Regions from separate parts of the Homo sapiens genome. Here region 1 is linked to region 2. Evidence: chromatin loops called from intact Hi-C (ENCODE). Cell type or tissue: pancreas. All regions are shown on one strand. Links, peaks and the distances in the headings refer to the core of each region. The heading gives the core; the rest is flanking DNA.

Region 1 (5,388 bases), core at 228-5,227, 210 kb after region 2:
TTAGGCTATACCAAGTAGGTTTGTGTAAGTTCACACAGTGACGTTCACACAAAAATGAAATCTCCTAATGACGCATTTCTCAGAATATGCCCCCATTGTTAAATGACTCATGACTGTAGTGTCTACTTTAAAACTCATGCCATGTAGACTTTCAGGAGAAGGGCAAGATTTGCAGAACTAAGGAAAGAAACACACTGAACATCTGCTATGTGCTAGGCACAGTGCTAAAAATGCTTTCCCTTACATTTTTAATTAAAATCAATCTGGATGAGCTTTTCTGATTTTAGGATAATAAGTTTGTTTGTTACGTTTTATTATATTGTAAATCAACAAAGAATGCAGTGGAAATATATTTTCGCAGAGAAAGCAAATATCAATTCCACTATAAGAAAAGCATTAATTTCTGCAGTATGTTTATTAATTGTTTTCCAGGACAGAGGTTATAGGCAATAACGATGAAGGGACCAGCTAGAAGAAGCCAGACCTCTTCAATCCTGACTTCTTCACCAAAACACAAATCCTCCCATTTTCCTAAAGGTAATGTCCAACTCAACATCACACTGCCAAGTGCATTCACTTTAGCAAGGCTACAGTTCTCTCAGGCTCCAGAACTATTCTCCCTTGGTTCAAATCCCAGCCCTACCACCTAATTAGTTCTGAAACATCAGACACCTTAATTGACTGCCCCCTGTGGCAGTTTCCTGTTCTGTAAAATGGCAAAATGATATAGTCCATACCTCATACGGTCATGATGAAGACAAAATACAATCAGAGCAAAGCCTGATACATACCAAGGTCTTAAAAGACAACAGCAATGCCAAGCTCACACTGGCTGATCACTCTGCTTATTCCTACATCCACACTTCTGCTGAAGCTGTTCTGCCTCAACACTTCCTTGTCCTTTCCTCCATCAAAATTGTCAAGGTCATTCAAGGACAACTTCAAGTCTCAACTCCTCTACTTTCTCTGTAACCTTCCTAGCCCTGAACTGTATGTCTTAGAGTCACAGAACCATCTCGCATCTGAACGTCTTCAATTTAGCGCTCTAATGTGCAGAGGAGACTGCACCCCAATCTCAGTACATCTAACTCTTATTCCAGCTGTGTCAAAGGCTCCTTAGGGATTATGAGTTCACATCTTTACATGGTCCAGCTCTGGAAAAACATAAAGCCGAATGTCTACCTCATTCTTTTACACGAACTTTCAAGATGGAAAAAAATGTAAAAGTAAAAAACAAAATTGTAAATGTTCTAGGAAAAAAAACAGATATGAATATTCTTGTAGTCCTAAAGTGAAGAAGGCTTTTCTAAGCCTGGGATAAAACTCTGAAGCTGAGAAATAAAGAATTTAGTAATTTTTAAAAGTTTACACTACCATATGATGAAAATACCATAAGCAAAATTGTAAGACAAAAAGCAAACTGGGAAAACGTAACTACCACACATATCACAAAGGGTTACTATACTTTATACAAAGGGATTGCTCGCACTGCACAGTGCAGTGCATGGTACTGTACACCGCCTCACAAGTATGGCTTTATTCAGTGGTCCTTCACAGCTGGTGGGGCCTGAGGTTCTGGCTGGGTCTGGCGCATGCCTGGTTGCCTCTCTATCACCATCCTGCTCACTATACTAGGGCTAGATAATCTGCAGGTCAATTTCACCCAATAGCCAACAACACGAGGAGTTTTCTAGACATGTGAAGTTTCAAGGGTTATTAAAAGTAAAATATTTTGAACATCTACCACAACCAATTAATTTTTTTTTGGAGGTGAATATTTTTCTTTTTTTTTTTTTTATTACACTTTAAGTTCTAGGGTACATGTGCACAATGTGCAGGTTTGTTACACATGTATGCATGTGCCATGTTGGTGTGTTGCGCCCATTAACTCGTCATTTACATTAAGTATATCTCCTAATGCTATCCCTCCCCTCTCCCCCAACCCCACAACAGGCCCCAGTATGTGATGTTCCACGCCCTATGTCCAAGTGTTCTCATGGTTAAGCTCCCACCTATGAGTAAGAACATGCGGTGTTTGGTTTTCTGTCCTTGTGATAGTTTGCTCAGAAGGATACCACAACCAATTATTTAAAGAACTAAAACTTGTTATACCCACGTCTAAGCAAAGAAATATTTCCATTTATTTTGACCCTGTATCCTTGAGTGAAAGTTCTGTGAGAAACAGAGAGAAAGGAAAATATGAACTCAGGAGCTCAGTGACAATGCCCAAAATTTGTATACCAGGGTGTACCACATCGTTCATGTCAAGGCAAGATTTCTTCCCCCTGGTTCTACTGAGATTATCAGTTTTCTTTACTGCCTGTACACAGAGGGCCATGGCCGAATGGCTAGTCAAATGCTGGTCAGTGGTGCCATCTGGTGTTTCAGTTAGAGATCTGCACACAAATGCAGCTACACTGCAAGAGATGAAAAATGGGCATCTTCGCCTCAGTTTACACCTCCCTTCTATTACTCTGTTGCACCTGTCTCCTGACTACATTCAGCCAAACATAATAGTATTAATTAGAGGATGTAAAATATTTAAGTTATTAAAAAGAAAACCCAGAGTATGTGAGGGAAAGGCTGTACTCTCATAGGTCACTCTCCAGGGGTTCTGGCTGAACACCCTTAATGTTCACTAAGGAAGCCATCATCCATATATAGACTTATCTATTTCTGTTTAAATTCCCAGTCTATGCTACCTATCAGAGTACCTGGTTTTCTGTTGTTATTGTTTTTTAATGTGTTGTGTGTTAAGAACTGCCTTTTACTTTTATTTGTCCTAAGACAACTTTTTTTTTTTTTTTTTTTTTTTTGAGACTGAGTCTTGCTCTGTCATCCAGGTTGGAGTGTAATGATGTGATCTTGGCTCACTGCAACCTCCGCTTCCCCGGCTCAAAGTGATTCTCCTGCCTACTGAGTAGCTGGGATTACAGGCACACGCCACCATGCCCGGCTATTTTTTGTATTTTTAGTAGAGAGAGTTTCACCATGATGGCCAGGCTGGTCTTGAACTCCTGGCCTCAAGTGATCCGCCGGCCTTGGCCTCCCAAAATGCTGAGATTACAGGTGTGAACCACCATGCCTGGCCCTAAGACAAGCTTTTTAAAGCTCCAGTAAGTACTTCCTAGTAATAGTGCTCTGAATTTAGGCTAAGAGAAATACATGTAACATACTTTTTTGTTCTATTTTAAAATAATAAACCCTTCTCAGTCTTATCCATCTAGTACAAAGAACGTTAACAGCAAGTTCTCAAAATTCTGACCTCAGTCAGGCCTTTCTTCAGAGCTGCACACTCATTTTTCTAGCTGGTTTCACATGAAAATAAGACACAATTTGGCCAGGTGAGGTGGCTCATGCCTGTAATCCCAGTACTCTGGGAGGCTGAGGCAGGCAGACCACTTGAGGCTAGGAGTTTGAGACCAGCCTGGCCAACATGGCAAAAGCCCATGTCTACTAAAAATACAAAAATTAGCTGGGCGTCGTGACACACACCTGTAATCCCAGCTACTCGGGAGGCTGAGACACGAGAATCACCTGAACCTGGGAGGCAGAGGTCGCAGTGAGCTGAGATTGTGCCACTGTACTCCAGCCTGGTTGACAGAGCAAGACTCTGTCTTTTAAAAAAAAAAAAAAAAAAAAAAAGACATGATTAGTCCAAAGCTGTATGTGTTTGCCACACATCCCAATACTCGACCAACATTACCTTTCTTCCTTGTCCTGCTTAACGTAAACACATTACCCAGAAGCCCCACCTTAGCAACCGTTTCCCTACTGAGCACTGACAATGTGCCAAACACCAGACCGAGGCCATCACACACGTTCTCTCTCCAAGTCCTCCAACCCAGGGAAGTTAGGGCCATGTGAGCAATATTCCAGATGAAAAAATGGAGGAAGGAACACGTTTATATGCCCTACCAGGAAATACATCTCATCAGTGCTCTTTCAGCAAGTTTTCATTCTACTTGGACCCAATTCCACTGCTGCTACTTCAATTCAGGCCCATCACCTCTCACTTAAGAGAAAGTTGGTGTGTCTGGAATCAGTTGGACCTGGGTTTAAATCCCAGCAATGCCACTTCATAACCATGGGTCCTCAGATTCCCTTTCTGACCTGTTTCAATGGTAGTTTCTCCATCTTTCTGGTAAACACGGATATTGAAATCTATCACAACAAATTATATGAAGGTAAAAGATAATGAACAGGCTGGGTGCAGTGGCCCACACCTGTAATCCCAGTACTTTGGGAGGCTGAGGTAGGAGGATTGCTTGAGCCCAGGAGATTGAGACCAGGCTGGGTAATACAGTGAGACCGTGTCTCTACAAAAAAAAAAAAAAAAAAAAAAAAAAAAAGGTATATAGTGGGCTTTCAATGGTAGCTATTATTTCAGTGGTCTCTTTGCCCTATTTTCACTTTCTAATCTGTCCTCCATAGTTCTTCTTTTAATGCAAATTGGGTCAAAAATCCTTCAGTGGCTTCCTAACAACTACCACAGTATGTCTGTATGGTAAAGGTCCTCCAGTAGTATGTAAATGGTTTTAAGTATCAGTAGAATATAACTTCATGCAATAAAGGCTTACCAGCCCTACTATACCAGCAGAAAACAATCCAAAAACAAAATTAAAAAAAATTCCATTTACAACAGCACTAAAAAACACAAACACTGAGAAATAAATTTAACAAAAGATGCATAGGAACTCTGTAATGAAAAGTATTAAACAATGCTCAGAGACATTTTTTTTTTGAGACAGAGTCTCGCTCTGTCACCCAAGCTGGAGTGCGGTGGCGCGATCCCGGCTCACTGTAAGCTCTGCCTCCGGGTTCACGCCATTCTCCTGCCTCAGCCTCCTGAGTAGCTGGGACTACAGGCGCCTTCCACCATGCCCGGCTAATTTTTAGTATTTTTAGTAGAGATGGGGTTTCACCTTGTTAGCCATGATGGTCTCGATCTCCTGACCTCGTGATCCGCCCGCCTTGGCCTCCCAAAGTGCTAGGATTGCCGCGCCCAGCTGACATTTTTAAAGTCATAAATAAATGCACTACATTCATGGATTGGAAGCCTCAATATTGACAATTCTCTCCAAATTGATCTATATAGATTCAATGCAATCCCAACAGGGTTTTCTGTGGAAATTTTTAAAAGCTGATTCTACATTTTATATGGAAATGCAAAGATCCTAGAGCAGCCAACGCAATCTTGAAAAAGAATAAAGTCAGAAGACTCACACTATTTTATCTGATTAATTATGTAAAGATAGGCAAATGGATCAATGGAACAGATTAGCAACCCCAGAAATAGACTTACATATATTGGATCAATTGAATTTTTACAAAGACGCCAAGCATTTCAATGGGAAAAGGAAAATCTTCAAAACATGATGCTAAAAC
Region 2 (5,388 bases), core at 288-5,287:
CTTTGCCATAATGTGCCTAGTTTTGGATTTATCTATTTTTATCCTGCTGAAGATTTAATGTATTTCTTGAATATAAAGATTTACATTTTTATTGTTTCTTAATAATTCACAATAATTTTATCTTCAAATAATTCTTTCTCATTTCTCCTAATCTTTCTTTTGGGAACTACAACTAATCATTCTTTCTTAGTCTGTTCTTCCTAACTCTTAACTTCTTTTTCATATTTTTTATCCCTTTATCACTTTGTGTTACATTCTGGTTAATCCTCTAAGATTTACCTTCTAGTCCATTGATTACTTCCTCAGTTGTGTTTACATCTGCTATCTAATTTTTCCTTTGAATTATAATTCCAACTACTACATTTTCTTTTATAAAAGTTTTTTTAAAAATCTATTTCCGGCCAGGCGCGGTGACTCATGCCTATAATCCCAGTACTTTGGGAGGCTGAGGCAGGTGGATCACGAGGTCAGAAGTTTGAGACCAGCCTGGCCAACAAGGTGAAACCCCGTCTCTACTAAAAATACAAAAATTAGCCAGGCGTGGTGGTGGGTGCCTGTAATCCTAGCTACTTGGGAGGCTGAGGCAGGAGAATTGCTTGAACCCAGGAGGCGGAGATTGCAGTGAGCCGAGATGGTGCCACTGCACTCCAGCCTGGGTGACAGAGCAAGACTCAGTCTCGGGAAAAAAACAAACAAACAACAACAAAAAAAACCATAAGAAACTATTTCCCTTTGTCACTTTCATTATTAATATTGTTATTAGAGACAGGGTCTCGCTATATTGCCCAGGCTGGAGTGCCTGGGCTATTCACAGCCACCATCATTGAGCACTACAGCCTTGAACTCATGGGCTCAAGCCATTCTTCTGCCTCAGCCTCCAGAATAGCTAAGAATACAGTTTAATTATTTAAAAAATACTATTTTTATAGTCTCTTCAGATTGTACTATCGTCTAAAATTTGCAAAGCTACTTAATCCTACTAGTCATTGAGTTTATTGACTTTCCTAAATAGGGCATGAGTTAGTTGCAGGGTAATCTTTTATTGTAAGCTGATCTTTAGTAAGGATATTTTATCCCTTTGGGCTCTCTTTGTCCTCTAAATCATAGGTTGGCAAACTTTTTCTATATAGGGCCAAATAGTAAATATTCTAGTCTTGGCAGGCTACACAGTCTCTGTCTCTTCCTCCTTCTCTTCTTCCTTTTTTTTTTTTTTTTTTTTTTTTTTTTTTTTTAGTAATAACCTTTTAAAAATGTAAAATCCATTCTTAACACACAAAGTCTACAAGAGCAGGCCATGGCAGTATTTGGCCCACGGGCCTTAGTTTGCTGACTCTGGCTCTAGACGTTGGAAATGCACGCTTCCCTCTGCCAAGTTGATTTGCTGGCTTCAAACCAGTTTACGTTAATTTCTTGGACTTGAGGATGCCTATGCCACCTGCGTAGTTTATATTTTGGTTTAAAACAGTCTTGAGGTTTTGGTTTTTAAAGGAATAATTTTTCCTCTGATCAGAGTCCTAGGCAGATTCAAATTTCCTTATTGCTCTTCTGGGCAGAGAATTTCTTGTTTCTAGTTCACTGGAGGGTACCTCTCAAGGTCCCCATTTTATGCAGTGATCTTAGTGATAGCTTACCACCTTAGGCAGGCCCCAAACCATATCTGTCCTTTCCCTGAATGATTATTAGAGCCAATATCTGGATTTGATACCCTCACTCCTGTCCCCAAAGTTATCACTATATTATTTCATTATTTCATAATTCTGGCTTTAAATTCCTTTATTGTTTACATATTATTGTTTTTCTTTTTTTTCAGCTTAGCTATTCTTTTAATTATATGCATCATATATCATTTACCATTTCTCCATATTGAGTGAAGCAAGGCATCCACATTAGTTTATTCCTCCAAGCTGCCAGAGTAACGCTAAATCAGAAAAGGTATTGAATTTTATCAAAAACCTTTATTCATTCATTGTGATTATAAGATATGTCTTATCCGCTGTGAAAAAATGATGTAACATGTTATATTAATATTTTTTCTAAGTTATCCTTGTATATCTGGAATGAAGATTTCTTGGTTATGAAGCATAGTCATTTAATATTCTGTGGATACAATTTAGTAGGTTTATGATTCCAGATGTATAAATAAGATTGATCTAAAGTTTGATATGCTTTTCTTTTTCCTGTTTCTTTTCTTTTTCTCTTTTGTATTAGAGTTATCCTAGTTCTGTTAAAAATTGTGTAGCTGTCTATATTCATTTTTATATCTATATGTGTTTTTAAAAATTATTGATTAGATGCTTATCTTTTGTACTTTTCCTCCAGAGTAACTCAATCTTGGATTTATCAATCTTATCTTTTTTGTTTGATTTTGCACTTATTTATCTTGGTTGTCATCTTCATAATTTTCTTTCTCCTTTTCAAAGAATTTTCTATGAATAATTAAAGTATTTTCATTTTTGCACTTCCTGCATCCAGTTCTCTAACTTGGGTATACAGTGTAGGTCATCTCTCTGCTGGAATGTTCTTTTCCAAGATCTTCACAGATGAATTCTTTCTAATGTTCAGATCTCAGCTTAAATGCCACCTCAGAGAGGCCTTTCCAACCCAAAGTAGTGCCACTCCTATGGCAGTCACTCTCAGTCACATCATTGTGTTTCATTGTTATTTAAGCAAGTGTTACCGCCTGATATTTTCTTATTTATTCATATACTTGTTTATAAGCTGTCTTCCCCACTGTACTGGTGGAATATAAGTTCCATTAGAGCAGTGTTGTGTATCCTGCTCTTAGAACCGTATATAGTATCTAGCAGGTAATCAGTAACTTGGGTTTATTACATGAGTGCATAAAACAGTTCTCATTTTATTATTATTATTATTTTTTGAGATGAAGTTTCGCTCTGTCACCAAGGCTGGAGTGCAGTGGCACAGCCTTGGCCCACTGCAACCTCCACTTCCCGGGTTCAAGTGATTTTTCTGCCTCAGCCTGCCAAGTAGCTGGGATTACAGGCACCCACCACCATGCCCGGCTAATTTTTGTAGTTTTTAGTAGCAACGGGGTTTCACCATGTTGGCCAGGCTGGTTTCGAACTCCTGACCTCAGGTGATCCGCCGGCCTTAGCTTCCCAAAATGCTGGGATGACAGGTGTAAGCCACTGCGCCCAGCCTCATTTTATTGTTTTAATAATAGCCTATATCTAAAATTTTTATTCTATTTTGTCACAATAACTGTTTGGGAGTTTGCCCTCCACCTTAAAGTGGATGGTTTATTTGCTTGTTTAATTTCAAGTTTTATTACTTTGTGACATGATAAAATGGCTCATATAAATTTCATGCTTTGAAATTTACTGAGTTTATCTTTGTGTCCTATTTGTGATCTTTTTTTGTAAATGTTTCACAGAAGCTTAAAAAATGGCATACTTTCTTTTTATAAAGAAAATTCTATGATTTAGATCTTCTAATTTTTGTTGACAATTTTATTTATTTGAGCGGTCAGTTTGAGATATTTGTGTTTAAACGTCTCCTACAAATATTGTGTTTCAAGCATTTTTTCCCCTTATGTTTCTAACTATTTCATTATTGTCACATAAAGATTCCAGCTGTTAGATCTTTATTGTGGATTGTACCTTAATTCCATATAAAATGTTTTTCTTTGGCCCATTTGATGCTTTTTATCATAAATTCTATTTGCCTGAAATAAGCCACCCAGTCCTCTTTTTATTTGTATCTGTCTGAAGAGACAATCTGGGAACCTCTGGCCTAGAGCTCTGATGGCTCCAAGTGCCCCTTTCCTGATGTGCACAAAAGGATAAAATGATACTCTGAGGGCCAGCTGAATTTGAAGGGTTATTTAATGCACTGTATGTTTCAAAGCCTTCTCTTGCAGGAAATAAAAGACATCCATGGGTGAATCCCCAGGAGTGCTAAACTGACAACTTTACTAGGGCCAGAAATTATATACCTATCACCCAGCTTAGAAATGTCCTACAATATCCAGACATCAAAACTGCCTCCATAGTAGCTACAGTTGAGATTCACCCTTGACTATGTAATTGACTCTTTTGTGATGATGTCCCTGATGCTGACTATGATTTGAGATAGCCAGAGAGGTTCCTAAACATAGCTAAGGGAGAAGGCTAAGGGGCAGGTGCAGGAAGGCCCGTGCACTGGCAGGAAGGTCTATTTCCCAGATTCTCTCTGGCTTTAGTTGGTTAACAGTGGTTTGAGACATTCGTGATAGTTAATTTTATGTGTCAACTTGACTGGGCTAGGCATGCCCAGGTGTCTGGTGAAAACATTATTTCTGGGTCTGTCTGTGAAGGTGTTCCTGGAAGACGTTAGCATCAGAATATACGTATGCAAAATTAAGAAGATCAGCCCTCACCAATGAGGGTCAGTGTCATCCAATCTGAAGATGGCCAAAATAGAACAAAAAGGCAGAGGGAGGGTGCATTTTCTCTCTTTTGTTTAGCTAGGACATCCATCTTCTCCCGCCCTCAGACATCAGTAGCCCTGGTTCTTGTGCCTTTGAAATTGGACTAGAACTTACACAACTTGCTGCCCTGGTTGTCAGGCTTTCAGGCTTGGACTGGAACTATGTCACTGTCATTGTGCAGCTCCAATTTGCAGGCAGCAGATTGTGGGGCTTAGTTTTATAATTATGTGAGTTAAACCCACATAATAAATCTCTTTCTATATTTGCCTGTATATATCCTATTATTCTATTTCTCTGAAAAGCTGACTAATACAACATGCTCATGTACTCTTACAAAATCTTAGTTTTGGTACTGGAGCGTGGGAGTAGAATATGCCTGAGAAAGTTCATGAAGCTCTTGTCATGGGGCAGAGCTCTGAGAAGTCATTCTCCAGAAAACAAAACCAAAACAGTTTTCAGGTTTGGCTTCACAGCGTCTGTTTATGGTAGCAAAATAAAGAGTAAGCAATATTATAGTAGCAGAAGACCTGTATGATTATCTGTGACTGTCACTGGCTTGTCATATGTCACTTTTCATTATGAAAAATAGGCATGAGAAGGGCAAGGAGAACTTCACTTCTTAAGAGACTTCAGCAAGTGGGTGAGAAAAATGTGCTAGTTTGTGAAGTGTTGAGAGCAGTTTGAAAGAAAAATGCAGTTAAACAAAACAAAACAGTATAACCAAGCTATAATGAAAACTGTGATTACCACTCTGCTGCCCCTTCAAAGAAGGGCTTCTTGTCCCAGCTGCTGGGAGTGCTGTTGGCAGATGACCTTCAGCTGCTTTCACTGCAGGATGCTTGCACATCTAGGGTACCCCCTTTCTTCAGGTGACCCACATCTAGTGACTGATGGGGGGATTAAAGGCCTTGCCAACTTTGGGGAAATATATATATATATATATATACACACACATCGCC

Evidence for each region. Hi-C counts contacts between places; a loop is a spot of excess contacts. Peaks named below come from ENCODE experiments on the same cell type or tissue, not always from the same donor. Only the 100,000 strongest peaks of a DNase experiment are listed, where the experiment ranks them.
Region 1: a loop joins it to region 2, with 6 times the contacts of the local background. A loop is called at or near these places in 74 of 110 quality-filtered maps.

The regions. Positions count from the first base shown.
Region 1 is chr1:117,064,953-117,070,340 of GRCh38, reverse strand. The region is part of intron 3 of TTF2 (transcription termination factor 2); the gene reads right to left. Among named protein-coding and RNA genes, the nearest start is that of TTF2, 7.3 kb to the right of the region's middle. In pancreas, for the core only: a CTCF peak has its summit at 2,393 (motif pointing left); a DNase peak (open chromatin) is centred at 2,350.
Region 2 is chr1:117,274,714-117,280,101 of GRCh38, reverse strand. No RefSeq gene overlaps it. Among named protein-coding and RNA genes, the nearest start is that of LINC01525, 18 kb to the left of the region's middle. In pancreas, for the core only: no CTCF peak of the experiment used is centred there; no DNase peak of the experiment used is centred there.